Regions from separate parts of the Homo sapiens genome. Here regions 1 and 2 are each linked to region 3. The links are chromatin loops, found by intact Hi-C in ENCODE. Cell type or tissue: chondrocyte. All regions are shown on one strand. Links, peaks and the distances in the headings refer to the core of each region. The heading gives the core; the rest is flanking DNA. Region 1 overlaps FBXL13 (F-box and leucine rich repeat protein 13). Region 2 overlaps FAM185A (family with sequence similarity 185 member A). Region 3 holds the start of LRRC17 (leucine rich repeat containing 17).

Evidence for each region. A loop is a pair of places that touch in the nucleus more often than their neighbours do. Peaks named below come from ENCODE experiments on the same cell type or tissue, not always from the same donor. Only the 100,000 strongest peaks of a DNase experiment are listed, where the experiment ranks them.
Region 1: it touches region 3 in a loop (2.6-fold over the local background); 11 of 110 quality-filtered maps call a loop at or near these places.
Region 2: a loop joins it to region 3, with 9 times the contacts of the local background. A loop is called at or near these places in 3 of 110 quality-filtered maps.

The regions. Positions count from the first base shown.
Region 1 is chr7:103,056,572-103,067,675 of GRCh38, reverse strand. The region is part of intron 1 of FBXL13 (F-box and leucine rich repeat protein 13); the gene reads left to right. Among named protein-coding and RNA genes, the nearest start is that of FBXL13, 13 kb to the left of the region's middle. RefSeq lists a silencer at 1,680-1,974. In chondrocyte, for the core only: CTCF peaks have their summits at 1,606, 1,805 (motif pointing right), 5,371 and 5,579; no DNase peak of the experiment used is centred there.
Region 2 is chr7:102,759,287-102,767,286 of GRCh38, reverse strand. It overlaps FAM185A (family with sequence similarity 185 member A), which reads right to left. Exons shown (of 8, transcript NM_001145268.2): 4 at 5,876-6,014. Among named protein-coding and RNA genes, the nearest start is that of FAM185A, 14 kb to the right of the region's middle. In chondrocyte, for the core only: no CTCF peak of the experiment used is centred there; no DNase peak of the experiment used is centred there.
Region 3 is chr7:102,906,241-102,917,344 of GRCh38, reverse strand. It overlaps FBXL13 (F-box and leucine rich repeat protein 13), which reads left to right. Exons shown (of 21, transcript NM_001394494.2): 12 at 4,130-4,259. It overlaps LRRC17 (leucine rich repeat containing 17), which reads right to left and starts at 4,345. Exons shown (of 4, transcript NM_001031692.3): 1 at 4,200-4,345. In chondrocyte, for the core only: no CTCF peak of the experiment used is centred there; no DNase peak of the experiment used is centred there.

The DNA of each region.
Region 1 (11,104 bases), core at 1,218-9,217, 150 kb before region 3:
TACATGCCTGGCAGTTGATGCTGGCTGTCGATGAGGACCTCTCCTGAGACTGACAGGTAGAACATCTATGTGTAACATCTCCATGTAGCTTGAGCTTCCTCACAGCGTGGAGGCTGGGTCCCAAAACAGGTGTCCAAGAGACAGAGCCAAGTAAAATCTCCTTTTATAACCTAGCCCCAGAAGTTACTCAACATCACTTTCACTGTATTCTCTTCATTACAAGTGGATTATTAAGACTAATCCATATTCAAGAGGAGAGGAATTAAACCCCACCTCTTTATGTAAGAAATATCATTTGCAGACATGCTTTTAAAATGCCACCACACCATCATTATGATCACTTTCAAATACGATTATCTCCTTTACCTGTTTCTCCCTCTGTCCTATTGATGTGACAAACACCCATCCCTGGTAAAACTCAAATATCCAGCAGTCCGTGCTTACCCCTGAGCAACTGAACATTATTTAAAGGAAGAACACACAATTAAACTGAATTGTGTCACTTTAAATTCAATCCTCAGTTGTCAAATGGGCTCTCAATATCCATAGTCCTACATTTCCTAGTATTTTCAGTTTCTGACAATTCCATTACACCCACAGTGAAAGAGTAGACAAAAAAAAAAAAATTCTTGGGAGGCCGAGGCGGGCAGATCACCTGAGGTTTGGAGTTCAAGACCAGCCTGACCAACATGGAGAAAGATCACTAAAAATACAAAATTAGCTGGGCGTGGTGGCGCATGCCTTTAATCCCAGCTACTCGAGTGGCTGAGGCAGGGGAGTCTCTTGAACCCAGGAGGCGAAGGTTGCGGTGAGCTGCGATCACGCCATTGCACTCCAGCCTGGGCAATGAGAGCGAAACTCCATCTCAAAAAAAAAAAAAAAAATCCTCACAAAATTCTTCCACTGAATATTAAAAAATCAATTGCATTTCAATTCACTAGAACCAAAGTTTTAAACAGTAGCTTTTAAAAATTACATTCATAGGCTGGGCGCAGTGGCTCACGCCTGTAATCCCAGCGCTTTGGGAGGCTGAGGCGGGTGGATCATGAGGTCAGGAGCTTGACACCATCCTGGCTAACAAGGTAAAACCTCGTCTCTACTAAAAATACAAAAAAAATTAGCTGGGCGTGATGGCGGGCGCCTGTAGTCCCAGCTGCTCAGGAGGCTGAGGCAGGAGAATGGTGTGAACCCGGGAGGCAGAGCTTGCAGTGAGCCGAGATCGCACCGCTACATTCCAGCCTGGGCAACAGAGTAAGACTCTGTCTCAAAAAAAAAAAAAGAAATTACATTCATAATAGCCACAAAAAATATAAGGTTTCTTAGGACAAGATGTGAAAGACCTGTTTGGAGGAATTTGTAAAATTTTATTGAAAGATGTTTAAGGTGACCTAAAGAAATGAAGTACTCTGCTGTGTTTATGAATGGGAAAATAACAACATGTAATGTCTTCCCAGAAAATGTATAAATTCAATGCAATTTTAGTTAAAGTCTAAAATTTTTTTCCCCATAAAACTAGACAGCTGATTATAATACTGCAGAAATATTGAGGAGGAGAAAAGTAGCCCTTGACACCTAGAAGCTGGACTGGTGTCATGATCTAGACCTTGGCATTGCTTTGGGCTAGCATGTTGTTAAGCCTTGTCAGTGCTGGAGGGACCCTGGAGGGAGAGGGACTTCAGTTCCTGGTTCCTGTGTGCTTCCTCACTTCTTGTTCACATGACACAGCTTCCAGGAGCATGTGTGTGGTGCACCCAGTGGTGCCCACTCTTCAGCAAGTTTTGCTCACCAGCCTCAGCCCATTGGCACCCCAGCAGGGGGCGTCTGCTCACTAGTGTGAGCTGGTGGGGTCCTGTTCACCAAGCCTTGGACCATCATGGCTGAGAACTATCTCTGTCTCAGGGCAACCTAATGGACTTCCCCACTATACCTCAGCCACACTCCACATTCTCTGAATCTCAGCCTTGGGGAGGTGGCTGCCCTCCTTCCAAGGTTATTTCATCTTTGGGTACTCTGTCTGAGCCACAGGGTGTCCTTTAGTGTTCTCTTTTGCTCTTAGTAGTTACTCTCTTTTTACTAGTTAGTAATTCTTTGAATTGCATTCTTTATTAGAATCTCTTTATGAGATAGAATAAATTGTTCTTTATTCAAAACACGGGTGTGATTTCTGTCTCTTGACTGGACTCTGAGTGATACAGGAGGATTAACTGGAGAGGGACATGAGAACTTTCCGGAGAGTTGGAAAGAAACCACACCCGGGGTGTGGGTATTTTCATTATCAAAATTATACTAATAAGATTTATGCATTTGAAATAATATAAATTTTACCTTAAATTATAATTGAGAATAGGTAGAAATGGGTAGATATATAGATGATACAAAAATCACAGAATAATTATTGTTGAAACTGGGTGATAGGTACATAAGTGTTCCCTATACTACTGTTTCTAAATGTTTGAAATTTAAAAATCTAAAATGAAAGATAGTTATGGCTAGGCTTTTTTTTTCAGAATGTATGTTGCTAGGGATGGATGGAATGACAGATTTGATTTGGCTGTGTAGTCATTTTCTGTTTGTTTGGTGTGTCAATTATCTATTGCCATGTGACATGCAACCAGTTAAAGCACTTGGTGGCTTACAACAACAGGAATCACTTAGTTTGCTTAAAAATTTGAAATTTTGGCAAGGTTTTGCAGGGGGTGGAAGATCCACTTTTAAGATGATATCTTCTTTTGCATGCCTAGCAAGTTGGTGCTGGCTGTTGGCTGGGAGTTCAGCCAGGTCTGTGAACCAGTAGGCTTGGTTCCTCTTCATCTGGACCTGCCCATGGGCTGCTTAGACTTCCTCACAGTATGGTAGCTGATTTCTAAGACCAAACCTCCCCAGAGAGAACCAGGTAGAAGTTATACCATTATTTATGATCTAGATTTGGAAGTCAACATTATTTTCACTTAGATTCAAGGGGAGGGAACATGGAACCCATTTCATGATGGGAGGTATAACAAAGGCACATTGCAAAAAGAACATGGAGGATGGGAGATACTGTTATGGCCATTGTGGAAAATATAATCTGCCATACTTGGCTTGTTCATATAAGGGGAGTCAGATCAAGTTGGATCTCAAAGCAGTCTCTAAAAAGATATAGATCACAACAGCATCACTCAGTAAGTGGATCTCAATTACTGTAATTACCCCCTTTTCTTCTTCCTTTCCCATGTTCTCCAGGAGCAGATGTCTACTGGGCATTTACAAGTTGCCTACGTAGCATCTACTTCCCTCTTCCTAATATTTCCTACATTCTTATTCTATACGCTGTCTCTTCCCTCACCTAGCCCATTTGCTTCAAGAAAACTGTCTATCCCCATCTCTGGGGTTGGACCCCAACTGGCTTGCAACAACCGGTGCATTCAGTTTCCCTGGCCATAATGTTTGTAACGACAGGGAGGCAGAAGGTATAGGGTCATGGGGGAGGGCAATATGTAATCCAAGCTGATTTAGATCAGGATGCTGGTTGGATATACCCTCTCTGGATGTTGATGGGGAAGCACTTAGTCCTGGGAACATTGGCAATTACCTGTGTGGCCACAAGGAGAGAGAATTTTAGCATGAAGTGGATTCCACAAAAGGCCAGTTGGGGAAATGGAAAGAAACCAGGCCCTAGTGACATCAGTAAGCCACTGGGTTAAACCCACACTGAAGCTTCATCTACCTTTGAATTTCTTGTAGGAGCTAATAGAGTACGTATTAAGTTGAGTTTGTTACTTGAAACCTAAAGCATCTGAAGCAAGATGAGGGGATTATTTCTTATTTGTAAGACCTTCCTAGGCCCCACATGATGGCTCATGACTGTAATTCCAGCACTTTGGCAGTGTGAGGCAGGAGGATTCCTTGAGGCCAGGAGTTTGAAACTAGCCTGGGCAACATAGTGAGAGACTGTCTCTACAGAAAAAAAAAAAAAAAAAAAAAGCCTAAGTTTGATTCTAGGCTTCACCAATTGTTAACTGGGTGACTGAGAAAATTTCCAAATCTCTCTGCTTCAGTTTTCTTTATAGTAAGATTCCAGATGGATGTGATAGAGGGCTTTATTTTCTAGAGTGGGAGGAAGAGCCATTGTGAAAGAGAAAAGTAGAAAAAGAAAATAGCAAACTGTGTCCTCAGGCAGATCAGTTTAAGTAAAGAATACAGTAATCCCTCAGTATCCATGGGGGATTGGTTCCAAGACCTTCCTTGGAGACTGATGTTGGCTGATAAAAAGTGGCATAGCATTTGTATATAACCTATACACATCCTCTTCTATACTTTAAATCATCTTTAGATTACTTATATCTAATACAATGTAAATGCTATGTAAGTAGATGGTATACTGTTTCATTTAGGGAATAATGACAAGAGGAAACATTCTGTATGTGTTTAGTGCAGATAAAACTTTTTTTCAAATATTTTTGATCTGTGGTTGATTGAATCTATGGATGCAGGACCCATGGATATAGAAGGCCAACCTGCATAGGAAAGGTGAAGATCTGAAAGTGGACTCCGTTATACTATTCTTGCCCATGTAATCCTTCAAAAGTCTTTGTGGGCTCTTGGAGATTCACATGTCCAACTTAAAGACTACTGGATTCTATGTTCAATTCAAGTTAAACAAGTAACTTAATTTTTTGAACAGATGAGGCTCTTGACACCAGCCAGTCTTTTCTCCTGGGGAACAGCAAGAGTGGTCAGCTGAGGGGGATACACTAGGACATTCTATCAGCAAATATTTGCTGGGTCTCTACCACGTGCTAGTTGAAAACACCTCAATGGCTTCAACCACTTGGAGCTGTAACTCTGAGGCTGTCCCTAGCCTGAGCTTGTCTCCTGAGCTCTCTGAGCATTTATCCATTTGGGATGAGATTATACATTGATAATACCTTTTGGGAAAACAGTTTTGAGATATGTATGAAGATCTGTAATATATACCTTTTGATTCTATATTTTCATAGAAATCTATCTTGGAGAAATAGAGATGAAGATATTTACATTTCATCATTAAGATTCAGGAAAAATATATTTTAGAAATTCAGAGGTTTTTTTTTTTTTAAGTCACCTGAAGATAGGTAGAAATTGTAGGAAAACTAAGTATTGCCTTGCGATCCCTCACTCTCCTTGTATTCTTCATTTCTGTCTCTCAGAACTCTGAGATACTCTTTCCACCACTGTGGGAATTAGCTTAATGTGCCCTCTATTTTTGGATATACTCCTTCCCAAAGGCATTTGTGTTTTGAAAGAGATTATTAAGATAGGAACTCATATAATAAAGCCTTATTGGTAGACCTTCAGACAGTGGGTCATCCAGAAATAACATAGAAACCCTAGTTTCTCCCTCAATTTTCTACTAGGTAGAAGTCAGTACATTGTTTACAGACAAACAAGGACTGCCCCACAGGGACCAAAGATGAGCTAGATATTATGGTCTACAAAAACATTAAGCAGATACACCTAGTGATTGTATCTGAGAGGAAGAAAGTACTCTTCAAATGGTGAGCTCCAATTTCAGTTTAGCATTTAGGGAAGATGAAAAGAGTTTGCAAAACCAGATCTGCTCAGCAGAGGGAGTACTTAATCTACAAATTATGGTTTTAAAGCAAAGGTTTGTTTTTTTTTTTTTTTTTTTGGTAATTATGATTTTTCTGAGAAGTTTTTATGTTTTATGTTTCTTTCAAGATTAAGTTGCCAATCAGGTTTTTTTTTTTTTTTTTTTTGAGACGCAGTCTTGCTCTGTTGCCCAGGCTGGAGTGCAGTGGCGCGATCTCAGCTCACTGCAAGCTCCGCCTCCTGAATTCCTGCCATTCTCCTGCCTCAGCCTCCTGAGTAGCTGGGACTACCGGCGCCTGCCACCATGCTTGGCTAATTTTTTGTATTTTTAGTAGAGACGGGGTTTCACCGTGTTAGCCAGGACAGTCTCAATCTCCTGACTTCGTGATCTGCCTGTCTTGGCCTCCCAGGTGTTGGGATTACAGGCGTGAGCCACCGTGCTGGGCCAGGTATTTTTTTTTAAGAGACTAATTGCTGCACGTATTTGTCAGAGATGCAAGAATCAGAAATTGCTGATTCTTGAGCAAGGGACTGCCCTGCCCATTTAGGAGAGGAGGAGCTGGATACACTAACTCATTTTGCTGGACCTTGGGCAGGAAGGCTGTGGCTTCTCCAGAGGACAGTTACCTTTGCTGAATTCCCTCAGCCCAGCCAGGCAGTTTACACGTGTAGTTCCTGAGGTAAATCCACAGGACACTAAACAAAGAAAAGCACATGATTTATTAATTTTCCAATAACAATTTTCTTAGAGGGGATGAGACGGCTGGGACTGCTTCCCCTCTGGGACAGGCCCAGTCCGGCAGGTATCAGAGTCCTTTGTCTCACTCTTACCTCATAGAGCCTGCTGCTCCTCACCTGTCCTGTCCAGTCTGCTTTAAAAACCTTCAAGTCTAACAAAAAACAAAAAAGAAAAAAACAAAAAAAAAAAACCCTTCAAGTCTGGTCCTGAGGGGCATCTTCCTCTTCCTGGGGTCTCATCTGAATGTTGAAGCTAGTTGGCCTCTTTCAGTAATCTTCCGGAATATTCATTTATAGAGTTTCTAAAATAAAATTTTGACACCATCTATTTCAATGTTAAAAAGACATAAAAGCCCCTTTATTTTCAAAATTGTGACTTACTAACTTCCATAAATACAAATTAAGATATCTCCCAAAACAACAGCGTGCTACCTCCATCTCCGTCCCACAGGGGGATGGCAATCATTTGTGAGATACTGCTTTAGATATGTTTCAGAGGTTGGGGTAGGGGATAGGGAAATGGAAGGGACTTTGAACAATGTTTTTCTGTTTCTTCACCTGCTGAGGGTTCCCCAAGTATTTGATAATCACTTTTATCTCTGCACTTTTGGAGTAATTATTTTTTATATTATAATATTACTATTTCAGCCCTCAGCGTATTTCACTATGTTTATCTGAGTATCTAAAAAGCTAAGCAAGACTTGTTCTCTTAAGTGTCTTACATTTGTTTTTGTGTGTCCACCAAGGGTTATAATAGTTACTATCTTGCTATTTATATTTGAACTATTGGTCTATTCAGTTCTCTCCTAGCCATTTTCCCCTAAATGCTTTTGTCCTAACATCTTCTATTAGGTGTGGTTTAAGTCAGAGTCAGTCTCTGTCTTTCTCTCTCAGTCATCACACTGGACTTTGAGTGGTACAAGGGAATATTTTCAATTTATTTTCTCTATGTCCAAGTGTTTTCCTCTAATTAAGGTGATAATTAACAGTGGAATGGTTAAAAATAGTGATGGACCAGGCACAGTGGCTCATGCCTGTAATCCCAGCACTTTGGGAGGCTGAGAGGAAGGACGATCACTTAAGGCCAGGAGTTCAGGACTAGCCTGGGCAACAGAGTGAGACTCCATTTCAACAACAAAATTAAGTGAGTTTGGGGGCTCATGCCTGTAGTCCTAGCTCCTTGGGAGGCTGAGGTGGGAGGATTGCCTGAGCTCAAGAGCTTGAGGTTACACTGGGTTGATTGTGCTACTGCACTCCAGCCTGGGTTACAGAGCAAGACCTTGTCTCAAAAAAAAAAAAAAGTATATATATATATATATATATATATATATATATATATATATATAAAATATCTTGCTATCATTATCTGTTGAATGCCTATTTTGTGCTAGACACTATTCAAAGCAGTTTTTAATTTTCATGATAGCCCTATAGCGTATGAACCTTTATTATCCCCCTTTTTTAAGGAAACGGAAACAGACGTAATTTGTCAATGGTTGCATGGTAGAAGATTGCAGATCCCAGATTTAAACCAAGTGGACTCCACCCTTTGCATTATCTTGCTCTTTGAAAGATAGGTAGCAGGAGAAAGGAGTGGAAGCAACAGTCCTGGTTAAACCCATGTTTGTCCTCAGGACCCAGAACATCCTTCAGAATAGATGAGAAATATTGGGAACTGAGTGTAGGGAAGTAGAGCCAAAAGAAACTGAGGATTACGTAATTGCTTTGTGAATTTACAAGCTTGAGAGAGCTAATCCAATAATTAACTCATGGACTTTTTTGTCCTTGATTGTGTAAGTTTTTACTGAGAATATTATTAATAATAAGGCCCTGATTAATGTTTTTGAGAGTCAAACGTTAATCTTATGGGAATGTTTATTTTGCTTCTGCTTACAATAAAGACTAAGTTAATGGTTTTGTGATTTTTATTTTCATTGGGCAGGGAAAAAGCTATTGATTCATTAACTGCTGTCTTATTGGCATGTAGCTATGCGCTGTTCACTCATTAATACAAAAAATATCATGCTGTGCTATTTTGTCCAAGGGAAAAAGACAAACAGTGAGATTTCTTTCTTTATTATTATTTTTTGAGACAAGGTCTTTCTCTGCCACCCAGGCTGCAGTAGAGTGTTGTGATAATAACTCACTGCAGCCTTGAACTCCTGGGCTTAAGCAATCCTCCCACCTCCCACCTCCCACCTAGCAAGTAGCTAGGGCTACAGGCACACGCCACCATGCTCAGCTAATTTTTAAAACAATTTTTGTATTTTTTAGAGATGGGGTCTCACTGTATTGCCCCGGGTAGTCCTGAACTCCTGTCTTCAAGCAAACCTCCCACCTTGGTCTCATAAAGTGGTGGGATTATAGGCATGAACCACCACACCTGGCCAACAGTGAGATTTCCTATGTGAAAAGTGTGCATTTCAACTCTGCTAGTTCCATATGCCTTTATTAGCATTTCAGAGACTTATCCTCTCAACCTGACTTCTGCAGGATAGCTTTTCAGGAAAAGTAGTTTATTATAAGTGGAGCTTGGAAATATATATATAATCAATTTCTCACATACATTAACCAGATCTCAACTTTCTTAAAAATGTACCATAAAGCTGAACTTCATTTAGGCACTCATTCTCAGACATCAGTATGCATAGGAATCACCTGGGGAGCTTAGTAAAATGCAGGTTTCTAGGCCCTATTCTCAGAGACAAATTCATTCTCCAGGTGATTCTGATATAGATGTCCTCAGGGTGCCAGAATAAGATGGAGAAAAGGATGTAGAGTGAGGAATACAAAAACTCAGTACTCTGGAGACCCAGGCACAGAAGTGCTAGAGAGCAGATGGGCTTTTCACCAAGGATATTGAGGGAGCTGTGGGAAGTCTGATTGGCCTCCAGATAATAGATGGCTTCAGCCCTTTTTGTTAGGTCCCTGTAGGACCCACTCTTGCTGGCTCTTTAGGTAATAGATGACTGTCCAAATTCAGGTTGCAACTGTGGTGAGACCACTAATCTCCTGTGCAACTATAGTCTCTTGGTTTGGGGGAAAAGGAAGTCAGTCTGCAGGTGGCTGAGCACTTGTAAGCAGTTACTATGGGCTTGGTCTGAAGGCAGAGCTGGAGAGGGAGAGGGATCTAAATCTTACCTTTCTGCCATTCTCTAAAGGACTGAGCTTCCTGCTTGAAGGCTGTACACTAAGAAGAGGAGCATGGAGCCATTGCAAAGGGGGAGATTGTTATTATGCAGGGTCCAATTAGGAGAAATTACCCTTTTTAGTTTTGGAGGAACAGTATGAGAATTGCTGAGAGTCTAAGAAAAGACCCCAGGCCTAGATCTGCTGACACTTGGCCTATGGAGGTAGGGAGAACTGCTCTGTGTAACTCAAGTGATGGAATTATTTTATTCTGGAAATAGAGGATCAAGAGAAGAAGCCAGCAGGAGTGGGTCTGAAGCATCCCGACCACCCCCAACATGCACACTAGACCCCACCAGAAAACAGTGAACCACAAAGGGAAAGAGAAATGCCGATGGAGAATTCCAGGTGGTTTCTGTGGGAAGTGTGCTGCAGACCTTTTCATCTGTCTCAAATGGAGAAAACATCAGTAATTCTGTATATCTTGCAGACACTTTTAACAAGAAGTTTCTTCTTTTGGGGGGACCTCATAAGGAAAATGAGACAGCAGCAACTTTACGAGTTCCACATATGTGCTTTAAACAGTATCTTAGATCCAGCAAGTCCATTGTTTCCCACCTATGTGTACTAAGCTACAATTTTTCAAATGTATATACTCGGTAGATGTTGTGAATGATAAAATACAAATGTGTTTTTAAGAGTTCTTAAATTCACACATTTTAATGGTGGATTTTCTCAATCTCTTTTATGGTTGGGTCTAAGGAACTTTTTGGCAAAACAAAAACAAAACAAAACAAAACAACAGAACAAAACAACCCCCCCCAACCCCAATGAGTTTCTCATACTTTAAAAGGCTAGAAAACCCTGATGTAAAGCATCATAGTTATGTCTTCAGATTGGCTATAAAGAACTTACTCCTCAAGTAATGCAAACCCTCACGGTACAGTGACTTTATTGTATTGTTTATGATGGATTTTTAGAAAGAGGCAAGATAAACTGCATTTTTGTTTTACTTTAGCAGAATATTAACACTGAATAAATACAGAGGGGTATGTAAAAACACATTTACTTTAAAACTGTCACATTATTTGACTTTTTAACTGTATAAGAAAAAGTTTGCTGCTGCTAGAGTAAACAGACAACCCACAGAGTAGGCGAAAATCTATACATCCAACAAAGGACTAATATCCAGAATCTATAAAGAACTCAAACAAATTAGCAAGAAAAAAGCAATCCCATCAAAAAGTGGGCTAAGGACATGGATACACAGTCCTCAAAAGAAGATATACAGATGGCCAACAAACATGAAAAAATGCTCAACATCACTAATGATCAGGGAAATGCAAATCAAAACCACAATGTGATACCACCTTACTCCTGCAAGAATGGCCATAATCAAAAAATAAAAAAAAAAAATAGATGTTGGCGTGGATGCAGTGAAAAGGGAACACTTCTACACTGCTGGTGAAAATGTAAACTAGGCTGGGCATGGTGGATCATGCCTGTAATCCCAGCACTTTCAGAGGCTGAGGCAGGCGGATCACCTGAGGTCAGGAGTTCAAGACCAGCTTGGCCAACATGGTGAAACCCTGTCTCTACTACAAATAGAAAAATTAGCTAGGCGTGGTGGTGGATGCCTTAATCCCAACTACTCAGGAGGCTGAGA
Region 2 (8,000 bases), core at 1-8,000, 150 kb after region 3:
AGACTTGGAAGCCACAAACTGAGGAAGCCAAGTCTCTGAATGTCTCTAAGGAGCTGCACTTAGGACAGACACTGTAGTAAATATCAATATTTTGTGTCAGAGGTCTAAACCCTGAAAAACCTACATGGTTTGCACCACAAAAAAAAAAAAAAGCTGTAATTCTTTTCTAATATTTCATATAAAAAAGTTGTGGCCAGGTGCGGTGGCTCATGCCTGTAATTCCAGCACTTTGGGAGGCCGAGGCGTGCGGATCACCTGAGGTCAGGAGTTTGAGACCAACCTGGCCAACATGGTGAAACCCTGTCTGTACTAAAAAATATAAAAATTAGCCAGGCGTGGTAGCAGGCGCCTTAATCCCAGCTACTTGGGAGGCAGAGGCAGGAGAATTGTTTGAACCTGGGTAGTGGAGGTTGCAGTGAGCCGAGATCAAGCCATCACACTCAAGCCTGGGGGACAAGAGTGAGACTTCTCTCAAAAACAAAACAAAACAAAACAAAAAAAACAAAAAAAACAAAGTTGTATGTGTCCAGATTCGAAATTAAGCATCAAAATGATAATCAAATTAAAACTTCATAATGACCTAGGCTAGGAATAAATACTAGAATTTCAATAAAACATTTTCATGAATGTCATGAAAAGATCTATTTAATCCAATAAAAGATTCTGTTTTAAAATTGTATATTATTTCTGACTTTCTAAGTTTACAAACCAGATTTATAAATTTATCAGTGACTACAAGTCCTTCTTAAAGCAGATTGGGACATTTCTTCTGAAATTTTGAGTGCTATCAAAGTTATCACCTGTGTTTTGTACAGTTCATGTAAATTGTACTTCTTGAAAATTTCAAAAATAAAAAAGTAGTTACTAAAGGAAAAGTTTATGCATGTATGCCAAATAGTTGAAGAACAAAGGACTTTTGAAGTGCAGAGAAAATGAGAGAACTAATACTCAGCAATTTATCTATCAAGATATGTTTCCATAGAACTTAAAATAGAGCCTAATTTACATAGGAAATCTAAATATTTAAAATAGAGTTTTATTCATTAGTCACTGTTCCGGATCATAACATAAATTTTTAAAATACACAAAAACAAGTAACATGAACACTCTTACATCTTAATCGAATCAGTTTGTTTAAATCATGGGTTATAAATAAAACCAATCCTAGCAAACCATTTCAAGGAAGTTTTTCATTGTCTCCAATAGAGTCAGAAAAACCATATTTATATTTAAAACTGTATTTTGTAGAATACATATAAATATATGCATGTATTATACATGCACAGCATTCTTTGAAAAGTATCAATATTCAAATATCAGAATTTAATAAAATATTATTCATATAAAACCAAATTTAATTTTTGATTATTTAGAAGGAAATCAAGATAGTAAACTCATAAAATTTTACATCTAAACACAACCTATTCAAGTACCTATTCTCCCACTAGATTCCCATCGTCAGAAAGTGAATATTTAATAAGTCAATGAATAAACTGGTTTCTTTTGTAGTAGAAGGCATACACACTTAACAGATGTGATTCAACCAACTATACAAATAGGAAATATGACTAGTCAATTAGCTTACTCAGTTTCTTACATATAAAATATAGTTAGCTATACTTAAAAATTTCACTTGAAAAAACACTTAGGATAAATTATTTTCTTCTCTATACATAGGAATCAACTTGCAAGGCCAGGAAAGATATATTGCTCCTTTCATTACTCTTTTCCTCATTAATGGGCATGCTCTAAGTACTCGGCACTAGTATGTTAGATGTTGCTTTGCCATCAGGGTATATAAAAATATTGAAAATGCAGACAAAAAATAAATTTCATGCTCTTGTTTCCTTTCATGGAAGACTTAGAAGCCACACACTTAAGACAGCACCATCACTTTTATGGAAGGAGTCCAGTTCCTGAATGCTACCATGGAGCTAAGCCCAAACACTGTATGGAACATCTACATTTTCAGTCATAAAGCACGATAAATGTCCTGAAACTCAAGGAACTTATAATGTAGAACATAGCTGAAGCAGTGCATCTGTGTTATAGTACTGTCTTCTTGGAGGAAACATCTTTACAGTGAGCCAGGAAGCCCTCAAAGTGATGATGGAATTTGCGGTTGCAATCAAGTTCACTGTTTAAAAACCTCTCCTAGAAAGCCAAGAAACTAGGATCAAATCCTTGCTATTCCACTAATTAACTTGTGGAGTTGAGAGTAAACAATTAGACATTTCTAAGTCTAGTTTTCCTCATCTGTGAACAGCCAATTGTTCATTAAGTAAAAGGGGCTGGCCAATTTAGGTACTCAATACATGTTTGCTTTCAACCACCCACCCACCCACCTACTGGCACAAAGGCTCCAAACTCTACTTGTAAAATCCACCAAAAAGAAAGTTACTGCATTATATTTGTGTATAAATGGTTTTTACAACATCTATATGTTGGATTTTTTTTTTCTGCTCTCTCTGGAAAAAAATTAGTTTAAGCCTTGCTTAAGAAAAAAGAAGCTAAAGTAAATAAATCCTGACCAAGAACGCATATATTCTCAGTTTGTTTTCTGTAAGTCAAATGTTTAGAAATAGCAATGTATTTTCCCATAAAAACAAGTTTTAAGATTCTCAAGCCAGTTTATTTAAATATAGCCAAAATATATACCTAATTTGTGTTATATAACCATCAGCATTTAGCACAAAGAATTCATTGAAATATATATCCAGAGTTCTAGGTTGGGAAGATCTTGGGAGAAATAATTCCCACCAAAATTCCAGGAACTAGAAAACTGGGACTTACTTTCACCAGCCATGACTCTAATCTTCTCACCCACCAGGATGTGAGACTAAACACTGCCCGCTCTCCTGTACCCCTCCCATCCCAAACCCCAGACTACAAACTCCAAAAGCATGTTCATACAATCCCTTAGGACAAGGATGGAAATAGAGGTGATAGGGGAGAGGAAGGCAAGAAACTTAGAAGTGTCTGAAGGGTGATTTTTTAAAAGTCGAGGCACTGGGGTGTGTCCATGGAATTAAGAGGGGTTTCCTGTCTTAGTTCTCTCTTGTATATGCTGAAAAACCAAAGCAGAGTGAGGAACAAGGACTAGGTGGAGAAAGCAAGGCTGAACATGGAAGCTTTTCTACAGTTACTTCTGTGAAAGTAACTATAATTTGAAACTGGATTAAATTTTCCCTTCCCCTTCTCCTTCTCATTGCTGTACTAGTATTACACAAAGAAGCTGTGAGAAACATCTAAAAGAGTTCTTTGCATTGAGGCAGGGTGATAATGGACCACTGGAAATGAGGTGGGAAGTAACATCCCAAAGGGGATGGTAGTAACTGAGAAAATAAGAAAGTATATTTAATCCTTCTACTCTACTCTGAATTCTTTAACGACAGGTTTCACCTCCTGCCCAACTTTGCACCCTTGGTGCCTGGAAATCTGGCACACAGTAGGTGGTCAATAAATGTGTCAAATGAATGAATAAATATAACTGTAGTAGATGCTATATTCCTCATCCAGATCCCACATCATAACTGAAGGGCTTATTTTCCTAGCTATTGGAGTACTGCTGGCAGACAGCCCTCAGCTGTCAGCCGTCTTTGGGAATTACCTAGCAAAAAGGAGTCACTTCGGCCCAAGATCATACTCCTTCCTGGGGCAGCTTGCATCTAATGATTGGGGATATAAACGTCCAGCTCCTCTCACCCCAGCTTGAGACAACTCTGAGGGACCATCCCAGCTTCAGAGCTCTCCGTGTGGGTTACTGAAACTGTATCACAGTCCAACTTCTCCCATGGAAATCTGGCTTTCTTCCTTTACATGGCATTGGTCCCAAGAGGCCTCCCTAGTAAATTCGCTGTGCTCAAATTTCCATTTCAGAGTGTCTGCTTTCAGGGAAATTCAACCTGAAACAATAGTCCAAAAGAGGACCTAGATTTAAACCAGCTAAGGAAAGGTATCTGATTTCATATTAAAGGTCAGTAAATATAAAAAGGTTTTATTAAGGCTAAGGAATTAACTTTCTTTTCCAGCAATGTATTTCCATTTTAGCTACTTTAAGTAATCAACAGACCTAAGTACTTTGAGGACTGCTTCAAAAAAGACCACCTGTTTTACTACCATCTAGGCAATTAATGATAAACTGTACCAAATTCAATTTATCTAACTTAAAAGAATGCAAAAAAGAAACATTATGAATTTAGTGTAAACATGGTATAAAGCATTGCAGAGAACAGACTGCTTTTCCTGTGGATGTTAATCCACATCTGACTTGATAAGGAATTGTTTCTCCACTAAAAGCTACTAAATACATTAAGCACAGTATTTTTCATTATGATTAAGATAGTTAGAAATGCAATGCTTATATAAAAGTCACTTTTAAATTATGAAGAGTTACAAACTACCAGATCTACTTAAGGTACAACTGAATAAAAAATAAATAAATGAATAAGTAACAAAACCATTTGCTTCATCTGGGTACAGCTCCATATGTACTTAAGCTATTTTGGGCTCAAATAATACTTTAACCTTGCAAGAATGCTTGAGGTTTAACCATTAAATTGAGGCTCCAGAACTATTTCAAGCATATAAGTATGCTTTTTAAAATTTTTTTTTAGAAGACTACTTGCCAAATTACTACATAGCATGATTAGCACTAACCATGCTTTCTAATGCCACTCTATAACTCTTGCTCACAACTAAAATCTGAGAGTTTTGCCAGAGTGTACAGATACCAATATCCAGCTTTACTATAGAGGTGAAATGAGTGGACTATATATGGAAAAAGTCCGAATCTGTACTTCCTGGAATATGGCTCAAAAGGCATTTAGCAGATGTTTTATACTGGATTAGTGATTATTAATTCTATCTGTATATATTTCAGAAAACATACCTGGATTTGAATCATCTGCTCTGTGGAAATTCAAGAAGCAGCTGAGTGACACTGAACACCAGCATGCCCTTTGCCATATTACCTCATCATTATACTCTTATTTTCTTTCAATAATGCAAACATTAACTATGTAATATTTCTTGCAGAGACAGGATTTAGAAACCACAAGAGGATATTTATCAAAGAAAATGGAAACAACAGGGTGCTGAGAAAACCTGGTGCCAGTACAAATACACGCAAAACATTTAAAATAAAGTTAGTATCAGAGTTGCTATAATTACCTTCCACCAAATGTTTCATTAATTTAACCCTCAGCTTTCTTATGTTAACATAAAAGCAATCATTCAGTACCCATCTTTACCTAACACTGCTTTTACTTCATCTCCTGCATGTATTTCCTTGCTATTTGTTTCCTATTATAAGAAAACACAGGCTGGATGCAGTGTGGCTCACACCTGTAATCCTAGCACTTTGGGAGGCCAAGGGGGTGGGTCGCTTGGGCCCAGGAGTTTGAGATCAGCCTGGGCAACATGGCGAAACCCCATCTCCACTAAAAATACAAAAATTAGCCTAGCGTGATAGCGCACACCTGTAGTCCCAGCTTCTCGGGAGGTTGGGGTGGGAGAATCACCTGAACGTGAAAGGTGGAGGGTGCAGTGAGCCAGTGTCACGCCACTGCACTCCAGCCTAGGCAACAGAGCAAGACTCTGTCTCAAAAAAAAAAGAAAAAAGAAATGCATTAAAAATTAGACTTACTATTAGTTCCATATATAACAGCATAATCTTTAATCTCTTGCACAAATAAAATTAAATTAGCTTTATGAGTCATTTTATTTTTATGGTTTTTTTTTTTAAAAAGATGGTTAGTCTGCATTTCATTATTTAAAAGGCCAGTTTCCTGATCCTTTTTTCAACTACAGAGTCATCTCTTAAAATTTATGCTATGTGGAAAGTCTCAGATGTATTATGCCTTTGTCAGCTTACCATGAACACTTCCTAATGTAATATCCCCAGCAGCAGAAGACAGAAATGATGATTCTGTATAAAGATACTTGGCTTTCAGCAAACCATCTTCGGTAGATACAGTAACAGAACTTCCCTGCAGTTTATCTATGGTCACAGCCTAGTAAGAGAAAGACTAATCAGTTCATTATAAAACAAAGACTGGTAAAAAGCCAAAATGCTACCTGTGGAATCAGTGGATAACTACATAAAATGTTACTACCTAGTACACAATCACTTTATTGACTCTGATTCCCTACCTCTAATTACGAGATTCTGAGCAATAGTGCATTCTCTGCAGAATATGGAACAGATCCAATACATTCCCCCATTGACTTAGGTCTCCTTTAATTTCTCTTAATGTTTTATATGTCCTATATAAAATTCTTAATCTTTTATTAGATTTATTCCTTTTAGATATTTTTAAGTGCTATTGTACAAGGTATCTTTTAAAATTTCATTTTATCCTAATTGACTTTGTATTTGATCTTAATCCAACAACTTCACTAAAGTCACTAATCCTAATAATTTATCTGTACTTTTAAAAATTATATATGTGTTATTATACTGTCTACAAGTGATGGCTTCATTTCCTCCCTTCCAATCCTTATATTAATACTTTTTTTCCTGCTTTTTCTTTCTTTTTCTTGCCTTAACCATCTGTCTCAGGCCCGCAATTCAACAGTGAATAGCAGCTAGCAGAAGCAATGGGACAGCAGGCATCCTTGTCTTATTCCTGTTCTCAAAAGAAAAGTTTACAACATTTCACCATTAAGCATGATGTTTGCTATAGATATTTTTAAAATAATTTTTATCAGATTAAGGACATTCCCTTCTATTTCAACTTTGTTTGATTGCTTTTGCTATTTAAATCATGAATAGGTTTTGAATTTTAGCACATACTTTATCTGATTCTATTGATTTATCATGATTTTTCTCTTTTAGTACATTAATTAGTGAATACACTATTATTTCTAGAACTTTTCCACTTGACATCTAATAAGGCAGTAGCTTTCCACCAAACTAAATGGAAGGAATTTAAATTTACTATTTAATGACAGAACAAAAAGTAGATTTAAAAATCAGTATCTTCCTGACAGAGGTATTGCTATAAATTTTCTTTTCTACATGAAAAGAAAAATTTTTCACTTAGTTATTATGAATATATATGTAAATACATATATATAGTTCTTACAAATAATGAAAGCCAAGTTTTAAGGAAGTACTGTGGCTTCATAGCCCAGACTGAGAGGAAAACTGACAACTATGTCATCAATTCACCAAATAGACGAAATGGGTTTCTGTGTTCTCTGCTAAGTTATAAAACTAAACTTAGATACTGAAATTAACACAATTTAAAAACAGTCATGTAGAATAATGATGCTATTATTTATAGTGCTCATTTGATTCTCACAACCTTGTTAAGTGGACAAAGCAAATATCACCATCCTGTTTGCTGAATAATGAAACTGAGTCTCTGGGAAGCTAACTGGTAGGTCTAGAACCCGTCCAAGTTATCTTTCCTGTGATTCCTTTACCTTTATCATCATCATCGTGGTAAGCATTACATTAGACTTAGCTATGTGCCAGACGTTGTTTTAAGTATTTTACCTGTATTAACTCATTTAATCCTCTTAATAGAGGATTTTTTTAGTTTGTTCTATTACTATTACCCAATTTTCCAAAAAATTGAGACACACAGAGGTTAAGTAATTTGTCCAGTTATAGAGCTTAGTGAATGGTGGAGCCAGAATTCAAACACAGGTAGTTTGGCTCTGAATATATTCTGTGCTCTTAACTAATTCACTATATTTGTCTCTCAAATATCCAAATCACATTTCTATGAAAGTTGTGTATTAAAAGTTAATAGATTTCACAAGTATTTATTTTATGTTTTATAAAAACTACAAACTTAGAAATATACATTAAAAATCAATACTATATGTAATAAAAATAGGAAAAAAACCCTAGACTGATTCTTTAGTACATAACAAAACTCAATCAAGAAATAAAATTGTATAATAGCAAGTAAAACACATGAATATTCAATAAACCATAAACATTGGAACAAATAAATAACTGAGAGGAAACAGTGGCCAAGATATTC
Region 3 (11,104 bases), core at 1,816-9,815:
TGGAGTAGTATCCAATTGTTTTTTATATAGATGAATTGACCTTTCAATTGGCTTGGAAATTTCTTATTATCAGGAACTATCATGATCTATAGTCTCACCAGTGCCTATCAAAGTGGGGCAGACAAAGTAAGCTGTTGTCTTGACTGGACAACTTCAAGGTCTACCCTGTAAATAGAAGGCCAGATCACTCCATTTAGGTTTTCTGCAGAATTCTATTACTTGAAATGCCTCTGTGAAACCAGAGAGCCCAACACTCAACTCAAAAGAATCCACATGCAAATTCCCTCTTTTACAGAGTAGGCCTTGTCTTGGTGATTTTTTTCAGAGAATTTTTTATTTAAATACATACTTTTCCATTCATCTTAGTAGTAAGTCCTTCAGGTGTTAGAAATTTAACACAAATGACTTCAATTCTTTAATGGAAAAAAACCCAAAAGAAAGGAGAAAAAAAAATCTTTGTAGTTTCTATAAGAATTGTAATTTCTCTAAAGATTATAGTGGTAGCAGAAAAATAAATAAATAAATCACAAAGAGAGGACTCACACCCCCCCCCATAAGAAACAGTTATCAAATAATTAGAAAAAGATAAAAACAAGCTGTAAACATTGCCTCAAAGCAGAATTAGAATTACCAAGTGTTCTCTGGGCTGGGAAAATGATGAATCAGATCTTACTCATGTAGGGGACACGCGTCTTTGCCAAAATTCAGAATAAAGAGTATGAGTATTGCACAAAATTTGCCACCTGTGATTTTGCTGTCAACTGACACTTTTCCCGTCCCTAGCAGCTTTAAGTCTGCAGAACTGTAAATCCCTAGAAAGGCCTACAGGGCCACCCAAGATTCCTGAGCTTTGCCTTCAAACTGATGGTTCCATGAGGTTCCACTGTGAAAAGAGCTATCCAGAGATTTTCAATCCAGGAGTCACTTAGTCTAATGAACAGCCTCTTTTATCTAAACCAGAGGTTCTTAGCTGGGGAGCAGTGGATTCCCCCAAGAGGATCAGGGATAGAATTCAGGAGCTCCATGAATTTTAATGGGGGATATAAAAAACTCATCTCGGCTAGTTGCACTGGTTAATGCCTATAATCCCAGCACTTTGGGAGGCCGAGGTGGGCGGATCACCTGAGGTCAAGAGTTTGAGACCAGTCTGGCCAACATGGTAAAACCCTGTCTCTAATAAAAATACAAAAAAAATTAGCCAGGCGTCGTGGTGGGTGCCTGTAATCCCAGCTACTTGGGAAGCTGAGGCAGGAGAATCACTTGAGCCTGGGAGGTGGAGGTTGCAGTGAGCCGAGATCATGCCATTGCACTCCAGCCTGGGTAACAGAGTGAGACTCCGTCTCAAACAAAAAAAAAAAAAGAAGAAACTCATCTCTACTTTTATTAACTGTAATTGAAATGTAGGTAAAAACTACAGAAGTATTAGCAGTCTCTGGGACATTTTTACTCATATAAATCACAAATATATTCTTATCACATTTCAATTGTTATAAGTATTTCAAAATATCACTGATAGTTCACAATCACAGCAGTTATTAGAACTGCCACAAAATCTTACTTAATATGTTAATAAAGAAGCACATATATTACTATTCTACTCATAAATGTTTTTTTATTTGGTAATTATGTATTTCAATATAATTGGCTGTTTTTGTAATCTTATATATTTTATTTTATGCATTTAAAAACTTTATGCCAAGAAAGGGGCCAGAGACCTCAGCTGACTGCCAAAAGCCAAAGGTGTCTGTGACATTAAAAAAAGTTAAGCACTCCTAGCTCAGTTCTCATTTTTGATATTTGTTAACTGATCACATGGATTTAAAGAAATTGAATACTAGGTGTAGATCGAGGTATACATTCAATGTGAAATCCTTCAAACTCTTGGAATTATTGTATGCACCACTCTTGGAGATAAGTATCCATTTCATTAAATGGAAGAATAATACAAAGTCCATAAAAATAGTTAATGTGTTACTATCATTTCACATAGTAGTAGCAATAATATTACATATAGTTTTAAATCTTCTACTATGTCCCTGCCGATTTTGATTGTTAAAATCACCCTCAAGATAATACTGTTACTTCTGTATTCTCATTTAATTGTCACATCTTTAAAGGGAACAAGCAGACCAGATTACATCCATGTTCCAGATGAGAAAACTGAGGTTCAGGAAAGCTGGAGGCCCCACAGTTGATCAGTGTAAAAAAAAAAAAAAAAAAAATATTTTAATCTCCACTTAACAAATGAGAAAACAATCTCTGAGAGATTAGGGAGGTTGCAGTAAGTGTCAGGGCTTGGATTTACATCTCATTTGGCCGGATTCAAAAACCTTGTGTATTTTGCACTGTGTCACGCGGCCTGCCTCACAACTCCTTTCTACAGATTATAAAGCTAAAGGATTGCTAGAAATGACACCCTGGTGTGCCTCTCCCCACCCCAAGAAAATTGTACTCAGTTGAATCACAGGGTGTACCCCAGGGAGAGGAAGATAACGCATTTCCAAAACTTTAGCACAGCTCAGTCCACTCGACAGCCCCAAGAGAGGGGGCGTGTCTTTGGGATATTAGCACTGCTTTCTCCTTCAGGCCCTGCCCACCTAGTCACTGGTGAGTCCAAAGCCTTCCCCCTCGCTCTGTCGAATCTCACGTACACAGCCCTTCCCAGATCGGGATGTGTGTTCTGAATCAAGTAATTCGCTATGGCATGCAAATCATTATATCATATAGATGTGTTTTTCAAAATCTGATTAATGGTCAGTGCTTGTATATCTTATTTCCCATTTATGGGAGGTAAACTTTATTCACCTGTGTGATTTTGAGAGGCAGAGAAGCATTTTCTCCTCACTTTTCATTCTTTTTGCTTTCTAATTTGCTATTAAGCTGTTGCATATCACAAACTAAGAGCATGATTGCTAATTCCATTAGAAGAGCAGATAGTAGTGGGAATCCTTGACCTCTTAAAAAGTGCCAGGCTTTCTGGGCACGGTGGCTCATGCCTGTTCCGAGCACTTTGGGAGGCCAAGGCGGGTGGATCACCTGAGGTCAGGAGTTCGAGGCCAGCCTGGCCAACATGGTGAAACCCTGTCTCTACTAAAAATACAAAAATTAGCTGGACATGTTGGCACGCGCCTGTAATCCCAGCCACTTGGGAGGCTGAGGCAGGAGAATCGCTTGAACCAGGGGTTGGGGGAGTGGGGAGGAGGTTGCAGTGAGCCAAGATCTCACCATTGTACTCCAGCTGGGCAACAAGAGCGAAACTTCGTCTCAAAAAAAAGTTCCAGGCTTTGGAGGGCTTGGGAAATTGTCCACGGAGTGTCCTCAAACTGCGAGCCCTCGTATGGTAGTACAGGCTCATCCTAACTACCCTACTTTTTTCTGGAAGCTGTCATTTTGGTCATTGTGGTAATACCATATTTAATCTGTTTCAACTCCAGCGAGATTTATAGTCTCTGATGTTGCTTTTGATTCTTCTCATGTGTTGCCTGCTTATTTGCAAACTGGTCTTCTTAATCCATGCTTAAACTCTGCATATCAATTAGTCTTTCTTTAACTATAATAATGAAACTGTCACAAACTCATGCATATTTAAACCTATTTTTTAAACTCATTTGCTTATCAGATCTATTTTAAGAGCATGGTCATATTCAGTTTTGCCTTCTGTCCCAAATCCTCACTCTCCTGTAACAGTCTCCATTTAAATGTTTACAAAGGATTTGTCCTTTTATATATTTTGCACATTATTTTGGTACTCCAGAGATAAAACCTAAAAGCAACAATACACTCTGCAAATTTGGTTTCACTTCCAAACAATATGATTGCCTCCCCCACCTCACACACACCAAAAAAGCTTTATCCCAGTCAACTTTCTTAAATATCTAGGCAAATATTATTGAACTATTAATACTTTCACTTGAAATGTATTACAAGGTATTAAATGTATTGTGTGTTACCTTATATAACACTGTAGTCTCCTTTAATTAACAGGTAGAGAGTTAACAGTAAAGTTAAATGTTGAACATCTGCAAGAAGAAGAGTTGAATTTACAGTTTTCTTTGTCATAGTGGCTTAAGAAAGATTTGAGAGAACAACGGAAGTATAATACTTTCCTTCCTCTCTTTTGTCTTTTCAGGCACTTCCACAACTTACAGAATCTTAGTTTGGCTTATTGCAGACGGTTCACAGACAAAGGCTTACAGTACCTGAACTTGGGGAATGGATGCCACAAGCTCATCTATCTGGACCTCTCTGGCTGCACCCAGGTTTGTCTTTCAGTCTTCTCTTTGCTGCGGTGTGTGAGGAAGTTCTCCAGAGAATGGGCTGCATTCAGCCCTCACGTTATACTAATGCTGTGCACGGACCGCAGCACACTTTTCAGAGGTTTTAAATTACATGGCCCCAGCTGCTGAAATTTTCCCCAGGATCGCTATTATAGGCTCTTGGCTTCCTTCCACTGGAGTGTCACACAGACAAACAGGCAGAGCTCATTGGATGAGGAAACGGACCACTTTTGTGGAGACAGTCTGAGCACAAGTCTAAAGCAGAGTCCAAGTCCTGAAAACTCTGGAGTTGCTACCAAGACACAAACAAAGAGAATGTTTTGAGGGAGAATTTTGCATGGGATTCCTGAAAAGTCAATTAACTCCCACATGGGTTTTTTTTTGGGGGGGGGGGGGTAAAATGCTATAAGTGATAAATAGGAAAAGAAAATACAACAAAAACTCATAATTTAAAAAATTGCATTACACCGTTGGGCTGAATAACATGAAGATTTGAGATCTGCGTGGGAAAATATTTTAAGTTTGAGGGAACAGGACTTGGAAAGTTGGGCAGAAAATTGGATCAAGTTGCAGAGGATAGGGCATGGCGCTTTGGATGTAGCTACTGCCTCATTGATAGTTTCTTCTGCTTTAATTTCAAAAGATTTAAGCCATAATTCTTTTAACTTATTTTCTTCTGCCTCTCTGTGTATTTTATTAATTTGGTGTCATAGTATGTTCATTATTCTATGAGAATAATAGCATAGGTGAGAACTGGCTGAAATATTGATAGTTATCATTTCTTGAGTCATTACCATATGCCAAGCATTGTGTTGAGTGCTATACACAGATCAGATTTACTTCTGATACAGTGCTGTGGTGGTATGTATTTACTATGCTTATTTACAAATGAAGAGACCAAGGCTCAGGGTGGTTGAATAAGTTGCCCAAGTTTGCACAGCTGATGAAAGCACATGGTACTAGTACAGTTTTAAGCATCTGTTGCTAGATACTGGGGCAGGCAGAGTTCCCTGGGATAGTGGGAAATACAGGGGCAGCATGGGTTTCTCCCCCAGGGTTCTTGAATGGATAGAATTCTTACCTAGTCACCTCCACTGACATCTTGTGGTATCCTGATGCCCTGGGTGGTCTGGAGGGAGTTGGGGCAAGGAGGGGAGGATTCTAAGTTAGGGCTGTAAACATCTAACATTCATATTTGTTTAAAACTGATCTGCTGATGTGTAGCTTTTTAAACATCAACATCTACCATAACTTTATGACTGAGATGGCATTGACGTTCTCCTCAGCATGACTGAATTTTAGACCAGCTTCTTACTGACTCTAGGCCCTGACTTCTTGTTTTCTTGTTTCTTAGAGCATTTGTTTTAGAAAACTTGGAATTATAAGTTCTTTCTCTGCCTACTTTGAGATGTCTTTTTAACAAAAGCTTCTTGACAGTTTTACAACTCAGGAAAGTCTTCCTCAAGGACCTGGGATCTATCCCTTTGATATATAATCATCAAAGAAGATATCTCTCAGTTCCTGTGGGTGGGTAGAAGCCTAACTTTGATGGGCACCAATTAGCAAATGCCAATGGCCCAATCACAGAGAAAAATATTTGCAAACTCAGGAACAACTTAATGTGCTTGACATATCCCACTGATAAGCCTGCCCCTTAACTATAAATCCTTCAGTACTTTTCTAACTCGCCGTTGTGCTTAAACCCTCCTCATGGTATGACTTACCTCCTTCTTCTTATCAATTTCTCAGTTACCATGAGGCAATTATTGTAGCAACAACACACAAATGTATACACAAGTGTCCTAAGGATAAATATTCTCAGACACAGTAAAGTTGAAATGAGAGGCTTCAAATCTATGACCTACTGCCCAGATATGCATACAAAACACACATAATTGGAGGAGGTGAAGCAAGATGGTGGAACAGAAGGCTCCACCCATTGTTCCCCACCCAAGGACACCAAGTTAACAACTATCTACAGAGAAAAAACACCTTTGTATGCTTTTAGGCTGGGCGCGGTGGCTCATGCCTGTAGTCCTGGCATTTTGGGAGGCTGAGGCAGAAGGATTACTTGAGGCCAGGAGTTCAAGACCAGCCTAGGCAACATGGTGGGACCCACGTCTCTACCAGAAATGCAAAAAATTGGCCAGGCATGGTGGTGCATGCCTCTGGTCCCAGCTGCCTGGGAGGCTGAGGTGGGAGGATTGACTGAGTTTGGGAGATTGAGGCTGCAGCGAGCTGTGATCCCACCACTGCGTTCCAGCCTGGGAGACAGAGTGAGACCTTGCCTCAAATAATTAAGTAAATTTGTTAATGCTTTTCTCTTGCACGCCTGTATTTTGTTAGGAGTGTTGGCTGTCACCCTTATGGGTGAAAAAAGGTATCATACCTTTCTGCCCCATGGTACTAACAGGACAGAGACCTCAGGTGTCTAATAGCTGCTTGGTGGTGGTAAGGGGTAAGAGGAGCAGTGCATGGGGATTCACGTGGTGTCTAAGAAGGTGGCATCCAGCAGGGCATAGGCTATTTACAGTTGAGAGCCCGTGACAAACTGGAAAACAGAGATTGGAGCCCGAGCCACGCTGAAGCACACACCAGGCTGAGAGCTTTTCCCAGGCATCGCATACAGCACTCCATGTGAATAAAGACCCCCTCCCCCCAACACACAAAGAAAAAAAAAAGAAAGAAAAAGAAAAAACACCTTCATAAGAACCAAAAATCAGATGAGCAGTCATCGTACCTGGTTTTAACTTCATATGACTGAAAGAGTCATTGAAGAGATAGAAACAATAGTCCTGAATCGCCAGTGCCACCCCTCCAACATGGTGCAGAGAGCCTCTCTGGGTGCTGGGGAAGGGAAAATACACCAATTGTGAGGCATTGAACTTAGTGCTGTCCTGTTGGATCAGAGAGGAAAACTGGACCAAACTCAGCTGATGCCCACCCACGGAGGGAGCATTTAACCCAGGCCTAGACACAGGGGAATTGCCAGTCCCAGCAGTCAGAACTTGAGTTCTACAAACCTCACCACTGAGGGCTACAGTGCGCTGTGCCTCCAGGTAAACTTGAAAGGCAGTCTAGGCCATAAGGACTGTAACCCTTAGGCAAATCCTAGTGCTCAACTAGGCACAGAGACAGTGGACTGAGGGGTACATGACATACTGAGACACCAGCTGGAGCAGCCAAGGGAGTACTGGCATTGCCCCTCAACCAGCCCCAAGCCTCACAGCTCATCGATCCAAAAGAGACCCCTTCCTTTCCCTTGAGGAGAGGAGAAGGACGAGTAGGGAGGACTTTGTCTTGCATCTTGGATACCAGCTCAGCCACGGCAGGATAGGGCACCAGTTAGAGTCATAAGGCCCTCGTTCCAGGTTCTAGCTCCCAAGTTACATTTCTAGACACACTCTGGGCCAGAAGGGAACCTGCTGCCTTGAAGGAAGGGACCCAGTCCTGGCAACATTCATCACCTGTTAACTGAAGAGCCCTTGGGCCCTGAATAACTAGCAGCAATACCCAGCTACTACATTGAGGGCCTTGGGTGAGCCTCTGTGACTTGCAGGCTTCAGGTGAGACTCAGCATATTACCAGCTAGGGTAGCTATGGGGCAAAACTCTTGCTTGCGAGGGAAAAGCAGTGGGGACAGTCTTACACCTTAGATACCAGCACGGCCACAGGAGGGTAGAGCACCGAGGCAGGTTCTTGGGGTCCGCGATTCCAGGACTTGACTCTTGTATGGCAATTCTGGACCTGCCTTGGGCCAGAGGGGAACCCACTGCCCTGAAGGATGAGTCCCAGGTGAGGCAGCATTCACCACAAGCTGACTTAAAAGCCCTTGGGCCATAAGAGAACATCATTGGTAGCCTGGCAATACTACTCATGGCCTGGGGTGGCGGTGGCTACAGGGTAAGGTTCCTCTGCCTTTGGAAAGGGGCAGAAGAGTGGGAAGGACTGCATCCTATAGTTTGCATGCCAGCTCAGCCGCAGTGCAATAGAACACCAAGTAGACTTCTAAGGTTTTTGACTCTAATCCCTGATTCCCAGAGGGCACCTAAGGACTCACCTGGGGTCTGGGGGACCTCACCACCCTGAAGAGGAGGACACAGGCCTGGCTGGCCTTGCCACCTGCTGATTGTAGAGCCCCAGGGCCTTGAGTGAACAATGGCAGTAGCCAGGAAGTGGTTACAGCAGGCCTTGGGCAAGACCCAGTGCTGTGATAGCTACAGGTCTGACCCAGTGCAATCATAGTGGTGGAGGCCACAGGGGTGCTTGTTTCACTCTACCACCAGTTTTGGGTGGTTCAGAACAGAGAGACTCTGTTTGGGAAACAGAAGGGAAGAGAACAAGAGCCTCTGCCTGGTAATCCAAAGAATTCTTCCAGATCTTGTCCCAGACCAACAGGGTGGTACCTTGACAAGTGTGCGAGAACCACAGCATTACTGGGCTTGGGGTGCCCCCTAAAGCAGATACAGCTTAGATTACAACACTCAAGTCCTTTCAAATATCTGGAAGGCCTTCCCAAGAAGGATGGCTACAAATAAGCCCAGGCAGTGAAGACTACAATAAATACCTAACTCTTCAATGCCCAGACACCGAAGAATACTGGCATCAATACCATCCAGGAAAACATGACCTTACCAAATGAACTAAATAAGGCACCAAGGGGCAATCCTGGAGAAACAGAGATATGTAATCTTTCAGACAGAGAATTCAAAATAGCTATGTTGAGGAAATTCAAATTAATTCAAGATAACACAGAGAAGAAATTCAGAATTCTATCAGATAAATTTAACAAAGAGATTGAAATAATTAAAAAGAAACAAATTCTGGAGCTGAAAAATGCAATTGGTATATTGAAGAATGCATCAGAGTCCTTTAATAGCAGAACTGATCAAACAGAAGAATTAGTGAGCTTAAAGACTGTTTGAAAATATGCAGTCAGAGGAGACAAAATAAAAAAGAATGAGTCTTTATAGCAGCATGATTTATAATCATTTGGGTATATACCCAGTAATGGGATGGCTGGGTCAAATGGTTTTTCTAGTTCTAGATCCTTCAGGAATCGCCACACTGTCTTCCACAATGGTTGAACTAGTTTACAGTCCCACCGACAATGTAAAAGTGTTCCTATTCCTCCACATCCTCTCCAGCACCTATTATTTCCTGACTTTTTAATGATCATCATTCTAACTGGTGTGAGACGGTATCACATTGTGGTTTTGATTTGTATTTCTCTGATGGCCAGTGATGATGAGCATTTTTTTATGTGTCTGTTGGCTGCATAAATGTCTTGTTTATTGCGGCACCCTTCACAATAGCAAAGACTTGGAACCAACCCAAATGTCCATCAATGATAGACTGGATTAAGAAAATGTGGCACATATACACCATGGAATACTATGCAGCCATAAAAAGGGATGAGTTCATGTCCTTTGTAGGGACATGGATGAAGCTGGGAACCATCATTCTCAGCAAACTATCGCAAGGACAGAAAACCAAACATCGCATGTTCTCCCTCATAGGTGGGAGTTGAACAGTAAGAACACTTGGACACAGGGTGGGGAACATCACACACCGGGGCCTGTTGTGGGGGGGCGGGAATGGGGGAGAGATAGCATTAGGAGATATACCTAATGTAAATGATGAGTTAATGGGTGCAGCACACCAACATGGCACATGTATACATATGTAACAAACCTGCACATGGTGCACATGTACCCTAGAACTTAAAGTATAATAATAAAAAAAAAGAATGAAAAACAATGAAGCACACCTACGGGATCTAGAAAATAATTTCAAAAGGGCAAATCTAAGAATTGTTGGCCTTAAGGAGGAGGTAGACAAAGAGATAGAAGTAGAAAGTTTTTTCAAAGGGAAATAACACAGCCTGGCCAACATGGTGAAACCCTGTCTTTACTAAAAATATAAAAATTAGCCAGACGTGGTGGTGGGTGCCTGTAATCCCAGCTACTCAGGAAGCAGAGGCAAGAGAATTGTTTGAACCCGGGAGGTGGAGGTTGCAGTGAGCCAAGTTTGTGCCACTGCACTCCAGCCTGGGCAACAGAGCGAGACTCAGTCTCAAAAAACCAAAAAAAACAAAAACAAACAAACAAAAAAAACCCAATCAAACAAACAAACAAAAACCAAAGGGATAATACCAGAGAACCTCCAGAAACCTAGAGAAAGATGTAAATATCCAAGTACAAGAAGGTTATAGAACATCAAGCAGATCTAACCCAAAGAAGACTACTTCAAGGCATTTAATAATCAAGCTCCCAAAGGTCAAGGACAAAGAGAGGATCCTAAAGGCACCAAGAGAAAAGAAACAAATAACATACAATGGAGCTCCAATACATTTGGCAGCAAACTTTTCAGTGTAAACCTTACATGCTAGAAGAGAATGACATGCCATTTTTAAAATGCTGAAGGAAAAAAACTTTTACCCTAGAATAGTATGTCTGGTAAAAATATCCTTCAAACATGAGGGAGAAATAAATACTTTCCTAGACAAAAGCTGAGGGACTTCATCAACTGTCCTGTCCTACAAGAAATGCTAAAGGGAGTACTTCAATCGGAAAGAAAAGCAAGCAATAAATAATCACCTGAAGTTGCAAAACTCACCAGTAATAGTAAGTACACAGAAAAGCACAGAATTTTATAACACAATAACTGTGGTGTGTAAACTACTCTTATCCTAAGTAGGAAGACTAAATGATGAACCAATTAAAAATAACTACAACAACTTTTCAAGACATAATCAGTACAATGAGATATAAATAGAAGCATCAAAAAGTTAAAAAGTGGGGCAGGGGGACAAAGTTAAAGCATAG